Linked DNA regions of Homo sapiens: region 1 is linked to region 2. Evidence: chromatin contacts called from ENCODE Hi-C or POLR2A ChIA-PET data. All regions are on one chromosome and are shown on one strand. The core of a region is the stretch at or near the end of the contact, and the rest is flanking DNA. Distances in the headings are between cores, read along the strand shown.

Region 1 (6,079 bases), core at 1,911-4,410, 66 kb before region 2:
TTTTTTTTTTTTGAGACGGAGTCTCACTCTTGCCCAGGCTGGAGTGCAGTGGCACAATCTCAGCTGACTGCAACCTCCGCCTCCCAGGTTCAAGCGATTCTCCTGCCTCAGCCTCCTGAGTAGCTGGGATACAGGCATGCATCACCATGCCTGGCTATTTTTTGTATTTTTAGTAGAGACAGGGTTTCACCATGTTGGCCAGGCTGGTTTCAAACTCCTGACCTTGTGATCCGCCTGCCTCGGCTTACCAAAGTGCTGGGATTAGAGGCTTGAGCCACTGTGCCCAGCCACTTGTTTCTGTAATGTTGCATGAGAAATTTCAAGTTCTCTTAAGTCTATTTGTACCATCTAGTCATTTAAGGGCTTTTTGTTGTTGTTGTTGTTGTTGTTGTTGTTGTTGTTGTTGTTGGTTTTGACACAGTAATGGGAATACTACATTTTACGTTATTACTTTGGCTTAAGTGGTCGTTGGTAGAAAGATACTGAAATATTACTGAAGCCATTTTTAAGCCACAATTTATTTGGAAAGTCTGGGACAACAGGGAATTGCTAGTGATGGTTTCTGTATGTTTTTCACTCACATGAGCTCCTTAAGTATTTATTTGGCTTTGCTCTTCCTGAAGCTGCTTGTGAACAGTCAGTCAGATACCGTTCTGGAGGCTGCTTGATTCAACATCTTAAACTCAGATCGAGTTCGAAACGTTTTCCTTCTTCAGTTCAAAAGGCTGAGTAGTAGATGGTGTGCCTTTTAAAATAGTTACTGAACAGCAAGACTAGTACATTTACTTACTTTAGCACAGTTCATTAATTATCAAATAATTTTTTTAAATGCCTTCTATTGAAGTTGCTTATTCAATCGTCCAAGACAGTTTTTATATCTGGCTTTAAAGATTTTAGGACATGGTGGACAGAAACTGCTGGAGTGGTTTTTTTCTTTTTTCTTCACAAGCCTTACTGACTGTAGCTCAGTGGTGATGCACACTGTGGGTATGAAGATCAGGGTTTGAGTTACAGCACTGCTACTGACTATGACCTTGAGCAAATGAGTTGACCTCTATGCCTTTTTTTTCTCTTCTGAAAAATGAGCATATTATTTACCTTCAAGGTGGTTGTAAGAATAAAATGAGATGATGCATGTAGAGTACTCAAGCAGAGAACCTGTGCAGAGTAAGCACACATCAGGAAAAGCTGCTGGGGGAGCAGAGGGCTTGGGTGGGAGGAAGCGTTTGTTACTGAGCACACTTACCAATGTGCTGCATACCTGGAAGGCGGGAAGGCTTTGTGGAGAAGAGTCCTGGCATGGGCGGCCCCACCTGTACCCCAGGGTGTTTTTACAGAAGGGAAGTATTGCCAGGTTTCTCATCAGAGCTTCCTGCTAGGTGCATTCATTCTCCATGGTATTCAATCATGTCTTTTAACAAGCTGATTTTTAAATAATTGAGTTTTTAAATTATTTTTATGTATTTATTTTTTTGAGATGGAGTCTTGCTCAGCCCAGGCTGAAGTGCAGAGGCGTGATCTCGGCTCACTGCAACCTCCACCTCCTGGTTTCAAGTGATTCCCCAGCCTCAGCCTCCCGAGTAGCTGGAATTACAGGCACGCGCCACCACGCCCAGCTAACTTTTGTATTTTTAGTAGAGACAGGGTTTCACCATGTTTTGTCAGGCTGGTCTCAAACTCCTGACCTCAAGTGATCCACCTGCCTCGGCCTCCCAAAGTGCTGGGAGTACAGGTGTGAGCCACCACATCTGGCCACCGACTTTTTATTTTAAATGTATTTTCTTTGTGGGAAACTTGGAAAATAAAGAAAAAATATTTAAAAATTAAAAATAATTCATATTCCTACCTACATTAAGCATTTTGGTTCATTTGAGATCATTCTGTATATAGTTTTGTAATTTTTTTAAACCATATTTACTTGGTAAACATTCAGTGGATATATGTGATTTATCATTAGGATATATCATTACCAGATTATGTAATTGTAGTCATTGCTGGATGTCTTGGAGGTTTTCTGATTTTGTAGACAACTCTTGAGATGAACATCTTTATGCATCAATTTTTAGTTCCTGAAGGTGGAATTAGAGCCAATTTTCTTGTGCAAAGTTCATGTCAGTTTCTTTAACACACCTTTACCTACACTGGGCATTATTTGGTTGCCATTTTGATAAGTAAAAATGGTACTTTTCCTTACTTCTGAGGCATAATCAGATTGGCATTTAATCAAACTATTACATACATGTGGTAGAATTCATTTTTTTTAAATTTAACTTTGTTGTTGTTGAGAGGGAGTCTTGCTCTGCCGCCCAGGCTGGAGTACAGTGGTGCAATCTCAGCTCACTGCAACCTCTGCCTCCTGGTTTCAAGCAATTCTCCTGCCTCAGCCTCCTGAGTAGCTGGGATTACAGGCACCTTCCACCATGCTTGGCTAATTTTTGTATTTTTAGTAGAGACAGTTTCACCATGTTGGCCACGTTGGTATAGTGGTGAGCATAGCTGCTTTCCAATTTACTTTATTTATTTATTTATTTATTTATTTATTTATTTATTTATTTATTTGAGACGGAGTCTAACTCTCCTACCCAGGCTGTAGTGCATTGGCACGATCTCAGCTCACTGCAACCTCCATCTCCCAGGTTCAAGCAATTCTCCTGTCTCAGCCTCCCAAGTAGCTGGGACTACAGGTGCACACCACCATGCCGAGCTAATTTTTTGTATTTTTTAGTAGAGACGGGGGTTTCACCATGTTGGCCAGGCTGGTCTCGAACTCCTGGCCTCAAGTGAACTGCCTACCTGGGTCTCACAAAGTGCTGGGATTACTGGCTTGAGCTACCACACATGGCCTCAACTCTTCATTATTAAATTGGTTTTGTGTTAGGTGATTTTGCCCAGCTGTAGGTGAATGTAAGCGTTCTGAGCATGTTTGAAGTAGGCTAGACTGAGCTAGGATGGTGGGTCGGTTAAGTGTATTAAAATGCATTTTAACTTATGATATTTTCAGTTTATGGTGAGTTTATCAGGATGTGACCCCATCGTAAGTTGAGGAGCATCTGTAATAGCATTTTGTTTTTTAAAAATATTTAATCATCTTTGTCAATGTCTCTTGAATCCTCAGCGTTGACAACGAAGATGTGTCCCTACCCTCTGCCTCTCAGGCTTGCTAATTGCTGGGTTCTGCTTTCACTTTCACATTGTTGAAGGAGATATTTCCAGTTGTTTTCTGTGCATTATCTGTAGTTCCCTTTTAAAAGGTGAAGCTGATAAACACTTGTTATGACAGTGTGAACTGGGCTTAATGCTGTGTCAAGCAGTGTGCAAAGATTACATTTCCCTCTCCTCATGTCTTGACTTCTGCATCCCTCAAGAGAGAATGAATGTTCGTAAGGTTAAGGTCAAATGGAATGGAGTTTGCTCCTCATATTTCATCAGTTGCTCAAAGGTACTCCCCATTTTAGCTTGTGTTCTGTTTGGATCCTGACTTTCTCATGGTGGTTTTTCTGGACTTTTATTAGCTTTCTTTTTCATCCTGGGTATTACATGGCGTGCCTTCCACTCTGCCCCTGGATTTCTTTTTACAGCCCTGGCTCTTGTGGGCCACAACAGTTCTTGAGGTAGGCTGCTAGGGTTCCCCATTGGAGCCTCTCCATTCCAGTGTTCCAGGGGGCAGATGAGCTCCTATCCCCACTGGCCTGTCTTGCTGGTGTTCAGGGCCCTGGCTTCCACTTTGCGAGGTCACCTTTCAGGATTCATGTGTATCCACTTTGCTGTGTCAGAAACTCCCTACTGCTGACCTCCCTCTCCTCTTTGCTGTCATTAATGGATTCTCATTGTGGGAGATAAACGTGTGCTCAGCCTAGAATACCACATGATTTTTTTTTTCTTGATTCATTGCTTTTGCCTGTTAGCCTTGTTGTTCTAAAGTAGTTCATTTTTCTACTCTACTTTTCCTTTCCCCTCAATGACCCCCACCCCAAAACTGTGCCTAAATACTATTCATGCAGTCTTTGAGAATCAAACAGGTTCACACTCTTATTCCTGAGTACAGAAACTTACCGAATCACACAGCTGGATAAAGCCGGGATTGAAACCCTGGCAGTCTGGTTTCCAGAGCATTCTGGCTTAGCCACTTATGCCATGGTTTGGCAAAAGTTAGAAACAGCTAATCAGCTAATAAGGGCATGATCACAAGGCATTTTGCTAATAAGTTTTTAAAATATACACTATGGGTGTTTTTTGGTTGTGACAATTCTTGGGTCCCTATTCATAGGAGCATCCCCCGCACCAATCCCTAGGCACAATCCTGTATCCAGCCTGCTGGACATGACCGTTTATTCCATTTCGTAAACCCTAAGCATTTGCTCTGCAAACCTCCTCCTGCTTGGTCCTTGCTCTTACTCCTTGTCTGAGAAACATGGTGGCTGAGCTTTGTGACTGCAAGGCAGGGCTCATCCTTAGGGTCTACCCTGAGGTATTCTTAGTAGGACTGCTCTTTGATAGGGCAAAGGAGTTTCATGGACCCTTTGAAAATAATTTAGAGGCATTTTCCTTTGGTTTCTCTGAATGAGCTAAGAACCCCTGATAATAAGGAACTGCTGTGGGCTGATGGTCAGTTCCTCCAGCCCCTCCATTCTAGGAAGGTGTCTGGTAAAGCAGCTCACTGTGTGGTTGGGGAAGGGAGACAAACTATGAAGTTGTGCCGATTTCTGGGTTTTTTCCCTTACACATGGGATGGTGTGAGATAAAAATCTGGCAACATAGACGCAGTGTTCATGTCAAGAAAGAGCCACAATAGGTAAGTCCCAAGACTGTTTTCTCAGACCTCATGGAAAAGGAGACCTCTTGGAGAAGTGAGAAGCAAAACGAGAACAGGTTTATTCACCTTGGACTGGAAAGATAACGCCTTGTAAGCAGTTAGAGGCAACGCTTTTGGATCCAGAGGGGAAAAGGATCGCTGCTCCCAGCAACCTGTGCTTCTGCAGCAAATAGCAGAGAAGACAGATCCCGAGTCCCTCTTAAGTGGGTCCAGCAGGGCACGGGGAGGAGAAGCTTGGCACTCGCCAGGTCCTCCCCATCCAAGACAGAGGAAGTCTTGGTGTCCTGGAAAGGCCAGGCAACCCCTGCCACAGGTTTGATGTCCAGGTGGAGGCAGCCCCACACAAAGAGCCTCCTCTGCCATGTTTATCGATCTCAGGCGGGAACCAGGGAAGACGTCTCTAAAGTGGTGCCTGCACAGCATCCTGGCCAGTCAGGAGGAAGCAGCAACCTAAGCCAACTGCCACAGGTTGGCCCTTCCAAACCCCAGCCATGGGAACACCTGGCCCTCCCCACTGTGCTTAGGAACTGAGTGCTTAGGAAACTAAAGGATGGATTTGGCCACGGGATGGGCCAGAGGTGCTCCAGAGCCAGCTGAGGCACATCAGGCCAAAGTCACCCTGCACTTCCCCTGAGGCAGCAGTTCCCACCAGGATTCACAAGATTTGGAGTGCTGTCAGAGGAACCGCAGTCATTTATGGCTGTATATTTTGTACTAGAAAAAAGTCACTAGGAATTCATGGGTGATATTGCTTAGGACAGTGGTTCTTAAAGTACCGTCAACATCACTTAGCACCTAAGTGCTTAGTAGAAACTACTTCATCAAAAACTCTGGGAATGAGACCCAGCAACCTTTTAACAACCCATCCAGGTGATGGGATGCATGTTCAATTTGGTGAGCCATGACTTAGGATAAAGCTAAGTAAAAGTAAGTAAGACATAGACGGTAGCAAAAATTGTGAAGATCAGGTTTGAGAACAGTGGTCTAAAGCTTCATGACCACAAAAATTGGAAGGGACCACATTTTAAAGATGTGAAATTAACAGCTTTACTTTTGTGCAAGAGGTGGCAGAAAAAAGATGAGCTGTGGTAATTAGGGCCCATGGGGCTGAGCATCATCACCCCGGGAGCTATGGGCCTCGCTGGGCCAAAAATAATGTGGCCCCTGGGCTGCAGAAGTTCTGAGCATTTCCAGTTTTCTTAGCTGAAGTTTGATTCAGCCTTGAACGGTGTTTACATTGTACTTGTTCATAAATCCAAGGAACCA
Region 2 (6,032 bases), core at 150-2,649:
ACAGGCGTGAGCCACCGCGCCCGGCCTATTTTTTCTTTTTTTGAGACAGTGTCTCCCTCTTGCCCAGGCTGGAGTGAAGTGGCACAGTCTCAGCTCACTGCAACCTCCACCTCCAGGGTTCAGGCAATTATCCTGCCTCAGCCTCCTGAGTAGCTGTTATGGGCGTGCATCACCAAGCCCAGCTAGTTTGTGTATTTTTTGTAGAGGCAGGGTTTCACCATGTTGGCCAGGCTGGTCTCAAACTCCTGACCTCTGCTGATCCACCTGCCTCAACCTCCCAAAGTGCTGGGATTACAGGCGTGAGCCACGGCACCTGGCTTGTTCTGGGAAATAATTTTAAATGCAGAATTATCCCATACAACGATGAATATCCAAGGTGGTATTTACTGCTCAATTCTTTCTGCCAGCCACCGCTCTTTAACAGATGAGGCTTTATAGTGTGAGTAGTTTTCAGCTTTCAATTCTCTTTCTCACAACCTACAATCGTCTGTCAACTGAGGCCCCTGTCAACCCCTTACACAACCAGTGTTCTATATCTGGGATAAAGAAGTGTGGGTGGTGATACTTTCTTTTGCTTTTTGAAGGTAAATGTGAGAGCTCCCTAAATCTGCAACCTATCAGATCAGAAAACAGGGTAAGAAAACATTTGAAATAGAAGACACTTGGATTCATATGCTTACCTGCAGCTGCACTGGTGGATGTAATAGATGCAGAGGGTAAAGCAGAGTTTTGAATGGGTCTACCTGCATTTTCAGAGGGCAGAGAGCTAGTAGTAGAAGGAATACTCATCAAAGGCTGTGAGAGAAGAGACTGGTTCTTGTTCAGTATTTGGCTCCCTGAGAGAGCAGCAGATGGGTTCTGAACTTGCACTTGAACTTGAGACATGGTCACTTTCAACAAAAGTGAACAAATGCAGGTAAACAGCTTTCAGTGCAGGTTAATTCAGTGCTATGAAGTCTAAAGTTCTACCTAAAAGTTGTAAGGGAAAGAAAATAAAAAGGTAAATTATAGAGGAGATATGTAATTGCCAATATTCAGTCAAAATGGTGTCACCTACTGACTTATGAAAATAGCTCCATTTAGCATGTAGCTATGTTGATTTATTCGAAATATGTTTCTCCTTGGTATACAGTAAGTTTCTTGGCCTTGTGACTTTCCCACAGTGTTTTTTAAGTGATTTACAATACCTGTGTGCTCTGCATATTCATTATACAAAGAGAATCAGTAGGGTATAATATTTATTGGTGAGTATTAAGAATTGCAAACTATAGCTTACATTCAAAAATGCAAATTTGAAAGTATGGAGAGGTTTCCATAGTAATTGGGGCACAGTAAGGTTTCTTTCTGGTCTCAAAATTACAAGAAACTGAAAGCAAACTAGGTTTATCATACCAGGAACAGGTGAATGTGAACACTGCTTCCTCTTAAGGACCAAGGCTCAGACTGACAACCTTAGGGCCTTAAGTTGACAGAAGGAAGGTAGGATACTTCTGCTGTTTCTTTTTCTTTATGGTGATGAGAGATGTATTGTTTTCCTAAAAGGCTTGTTTGAGGTCTCATTTAATTATAGAACCCAAACAAGGAAACTATCACAACCCTACCCAGGCTCACAGATCCTGAGAAGTGATGTGAGTAACAAAGACCATACTAGAGAATTTATACTATTAAAAGCAAAAGTGGAGATGAAGAAGACAGGAATGGATTTTAGACTGGCAATTTTACTGGTGTGGTTGGGTGGGGGAGCACTGGAGCTTGTTTACTTCATATTGTAAATTAAGAGAATAATGAAGGCATTACTTCTAAATACATTAAATTTCTTCACGAGACAAAAATAAGGACAGTTGTGTTCATTTTCATGGCCATCCTTTAAAAGCTGAAAATGTTTTTAATGAGTCAAAGTACTTAAAAATAACCAGTGGCAACAAAGAACAGAAATGACAGGTCTCTCAGGAAATAGCCAACCAATGCAGAAACCAGCAAACCAACTAATTAGAAGTTCTATTATAAAGAAACAGTTACTTTAATTTTTTTTAAGTATCAAAATGATTTTTAAAGCTGGTCCTCAAGAAAGAGATGAATGACCAGAGCAATTAAGCTACTTGAGGAGTCCTAACACATTCTCTCTTACTGAGAGCAAAAAGGACTGCAAAACTCAAAAGAAACTCAAGCGAAATGTGACTCTGGATAGCAGAGGCATAAGTATTACCTTATTCAACAAAATTCCCCAAGAGTGCAGTTGTTCCTTTTTACTTTCAGAATCAGAACAAAATAACAGAGGCGTTCCATTGAAGATCTACATAATGGTCTTAGAAGACAAGTCGCCAGTGTCAAGAAACAAGTCCAGAACCATTCAGAAGTCAGCTATGACCTTATTTCATTGGGTTTTTTTTCCGTCAGCTGCTAAAATAGAAACACTTTTTTCCTCCTCTCTTCCCCTCTCTTCATTTATTCACTCACTCCTCCTTTTCCTGCTTTTTGTAAACTATCTTGAGAGCACTTTTTAAAACAAAAAAGTCACTTGTGTATGTACGACTTCACAACACCAACCACAGGTCTCAAGGTCAAAAAATGAGCTAGGAGTAAAGTATCTGCTCCAGAATCTACCCCCATCCCAGAAAGAGCAACCCAACTGTGTCCTGAGTGGCTCTTAGAGTTTAAGACTCTGAATGAATGCCTAAATTTAGAAAGGGTGTGGACCAAGGGATTTTTGGTTAATGTTCTCTAAAGCAGGCTGACTGCCAGGATTTCAAGTCAGTGATAAATTTTTAATTTTTTTTTTTTTTTTCCGAGACAGAGCTTTGTCGCCCAGGCTGGAGTGCAGTGTTGCAAACTTAGCTCACTGCAACCTCTGCCTCCTGGGCTCAAGCAATTTTCCTGCCTCAGTCTCCCAAGTAGCTAGGATTACAGGCATGAGCCACCATGCCTGGCTAGTTTTTGTATTTTTAGCAGAGACAGCATTTCGCCAGGTTGGCCAGGCTGCTCTCAAACTCCTGACCTCAGGTGATCTGCCCACTTCAGCCTCCCAAAGTCCTGGGATTACAAGTGTGAGGCACCGCACTCTGCTCAAGTCAGTCATAAATATGTAAGTTTTCTAGAAGCTGAGAAAGGAATAGGCTTTTTAAATTAAGACTGCCTCAAAAATGTTACCCTTAAATTCACTTAAAGGACTTAACATCTAACAGTTGGTTGAAATATGTAGTTCAAAACAAAACAAACCAAAAAAAAAAAGTTAAACTCTCCAAATAAGACTAGGTAAATTTAAATTTCCAACATGATAAATATGAAAATGCAACAAACAATACTCACAAATTATTAGTCACCTGCTAGTTTAAAATTTTTATGTGTCTTATTTAAGCCTGAACAGAGCATCTAAGGTAGTGATTCTCAAAAGGGAGCAATTTTGTTCCCCCAGGAGACATCTGCCAATGTCTGGAGACATTTTTTGGTTGTCACAACCAGTGTGCAGAATGGGGAACCTACTGATATTTAGTGGATAGAGGAGCCAGGGATACTGTTACAAGCACACATATACTAACCCACACAATACAATCTTACTAATGTAACAAGTAGCTTATATTCTTAGACAGGAAAAGAAAATCCCCTTTCTATCTCGAAAGGCCCTAAAAAATAGATGCTAATTTTTTTTTTTTTTTTGAGACAGTCTCGCTCTGTTGCCTAGGGTGGAGTGCAGTGGTGTGATCTCCGCTCACTGCAAACTCCGCCTTCTGGGTTCAAGCGATTTTCCTGCCTTAGTCTCCCGAGTACTTAGGATTACAGGCGTGTACCACCACACCCGGCTAATTTTGTATTTTTAGTAGAGACAGCGTTTCACCATGCTGGCCAGGCTGATCTTGAACTCCTGATCTCAAGTGATCCTCCTGCCTCAGCCTCCCTAAGTGCTAGGATTACAGGCATGAGCCACTGCGCCTGGCCTGATGCTAATGTTTTAGCACCCAAACAGATGCTCCTCTCCCAAAGAGAAGCCGGAACAGACATCACAGTGATGAATGGGGGAAAATATATCATTTGCCCACATAACTCAAGGAACAAATTAAGTTTTTCATTACTGATATAGATATAGTTCATAGCAGCCTTCAAGGAACTGTGGAACTTTGGAAATAGAACTTCTGTGTAAATTCTAAACCTGTTGCTCAACAGTACTGTCCTGAAGACTAAGTCCTTAAATGCAAATAAGTCTTTTCCTTTAAACCTGTCTTTAAGGATTGTTTTCCACCAGGTAAATTAAGGACTTGAGAGATCAAAATGTTTTGTTAGAGTCTTCTTAGAGACAAACACTATTTTATACACAGTAAAATTAGGTTGAGAAGTTTGAAACGCAAAGATTCTTCAGATCTCGCTGGTGCTGGAAAACACCTCTTACTGTGAATTGTGTTGTGCTGCCATTTTCCTGCCTTTCTGCCTCCCACACAGATGAGGACCTTTCATCTCCTGGTTCTTTCCCTATTTGAAGGGCTTTAGACACCAGATCAACAAAACATACTCATCTTAGGCTCAAGCCCTAATTTTACATAGCATACATAAGCACCATAATACAAGCTGCAAAATGATAGAGTTATAGGTGTTTCTTTTAAAAGATTCCTTAATTCCATGTCCTCCTGGTTCTTAAGATTGGCTTGGTAACACAAAAATCTTCTCATAAAAACAGAATCTTGCTTTGGCTGGCAGTTACCGTTTTACAAGTGCCAAATAGTTTCTATGGGTTGTGGTGAAGGAGAATCTGGGCACATGAGCGCTACGAAAGTTTTTTTTAAATTATACATGATGTACTAAAAAGTGGTCACAAAATGTGTATTCAGCACTCAGCAGTGAACCTACCAAGACTAGACCATACTGAGCACAGTCCGAGTGATTTAATATACAAGAAGGCAGACCCTTCTAGAAATGGTTTACAGAACTATCTGCAATCGTGCTTAGTCTTTTAATTATCTTGTGCTACTAATACATGGTTAGTCTTATCCACTTTCAACTTACAGACTGTTAAATCTTTGTACTATGAAATACTTAAGCAATTATGGAAAAACATTTTTTTTCTGGAGACAGTCTCACTCTGTCGTCCAGGTTGGAGTGCAGTGGCACGATCTTGGCTCACCGTAACCTCTGCCTCCCAGGTTCAAGTGATTCTCCTGTGTCAGCCTCCCGAGTAGCGGGAACTACAGGTGTGTACCACCACACCTGGCTAATTATTTTGTGTTTTTAGTAGAAATGGGGTTTCACCATGTTGGTCAGGCTGGTCTTTAACTCCTGGCCTCAAGTGATCCGCCTGTCTTGGCCTCAACAAAGTGCTGGGATTATAGACATGAGCCACCGTGCCCAGCCAGAAAAACATTTTTAATAAGTAATTTTTAAACCGGATTAACACAACTTATAATGCAGTAGCTATACTTTTGTTTAATCAACATATCAGTCTCCTTCATAATAAGTGATATTTCCAAACAAGATGTGTCTGGGAAAAAAAAAAAAAAAAAGAAGGAAAGAAGTCATCCCAATTCTGGAGAAGCCTCCTTTTCAGATCATCACAAACATTTCACTAAATGTCTCCCCTTGCAAGTCCTTTGGTAAATCTGATGTAAGATGGATATACAGATACAAAGGAGCACTCCTGTGCCTCGCTGTTATAAAGCAATAGCAATTCTAAAATATATTCACTCAATAGTCTACAAAAACTTATTAAGCATCTATTACATGTGAACCCATAAATGGCAGATTGCACATTCTTAAATGCTGGAAAGGATCTGTGTGTTAAACTCTTCCTCAAAGACACAAGACGACATCTTTCAGCAATCACATGTAAATCTATTATTCTGTTCTCTTTAGTTTGTTGAGAGGCTCCACTCCCAGAGAAACTTGGTCAATTAAAAAACATCAAGGAATAAACCACTTTTTCTACAAAATAAAGTCCTTTTCAATAGCCTTTAAATACACCTAAAATACCCACATCATTCCTTATACCAGTTATTTATTTATTTATTTTTATTGAGACGGAGTCTCGCTCTGTTGCCCAGGCTGGAGTG

The links. Hi-C counts contacts between places; a loop is a spot of excess contacts on that map. ChIA-PET counts read pairs that join two places held with the same protein, here RNA polymerase II (POLR2A).
Region 1: a map of KBM-7 shows a loop between it and region 2 (2.9-fold over the local background). The contact joins two enhancer-like sites. A Hi-C loop is called at or near these places in 4 of 168 maps with a recorded cell type or tissue (Caco-2, DLD1, KBM-7 and 1 more). POLR2A ChIA-PET finds 5 or more read pairs at or near these places in 8 of 52 experiments (Caco-2, MCF 10A, OCI-LY7 and 5 more).

What each region holds. Positions count from the first base shown.
Region 1 is chr20:49,097,956-49,104,034 of GRCh38, forward strand. No RefSeq gene overlaps it. Among named protein-coding and RNA genes, the nearest start is that of CSE1L, 55 kb to the left of the region's middle. Within about 2 kb of position 3,161, at least 2 of the 41 ENCODE cell types and tissues checked have a DNase peak (open chromatin) inside an H3K27ac peak, as active enhancers do.
Region 2 is chr20:49,165,317-49,171,348 of GRCh38, forward strand. It overlaps STAU1 (staufen double-stranded RNA binding protein 1), which reads right to left. Exons shown (of 14, transcript NM_017453.4): 3 at 681-969. The coding sequence starts at 885. Among named protein-coding and RNA genes, the nearest start is that of STAU1, 20 kb to the right of the region's middle. Within about 2 kb of position 1,400, at least 2 of the 41 ENCODE cell types and tissues checked have a DNase peak (open chromatin) inside an H3K27ac peak, as active enhancers do.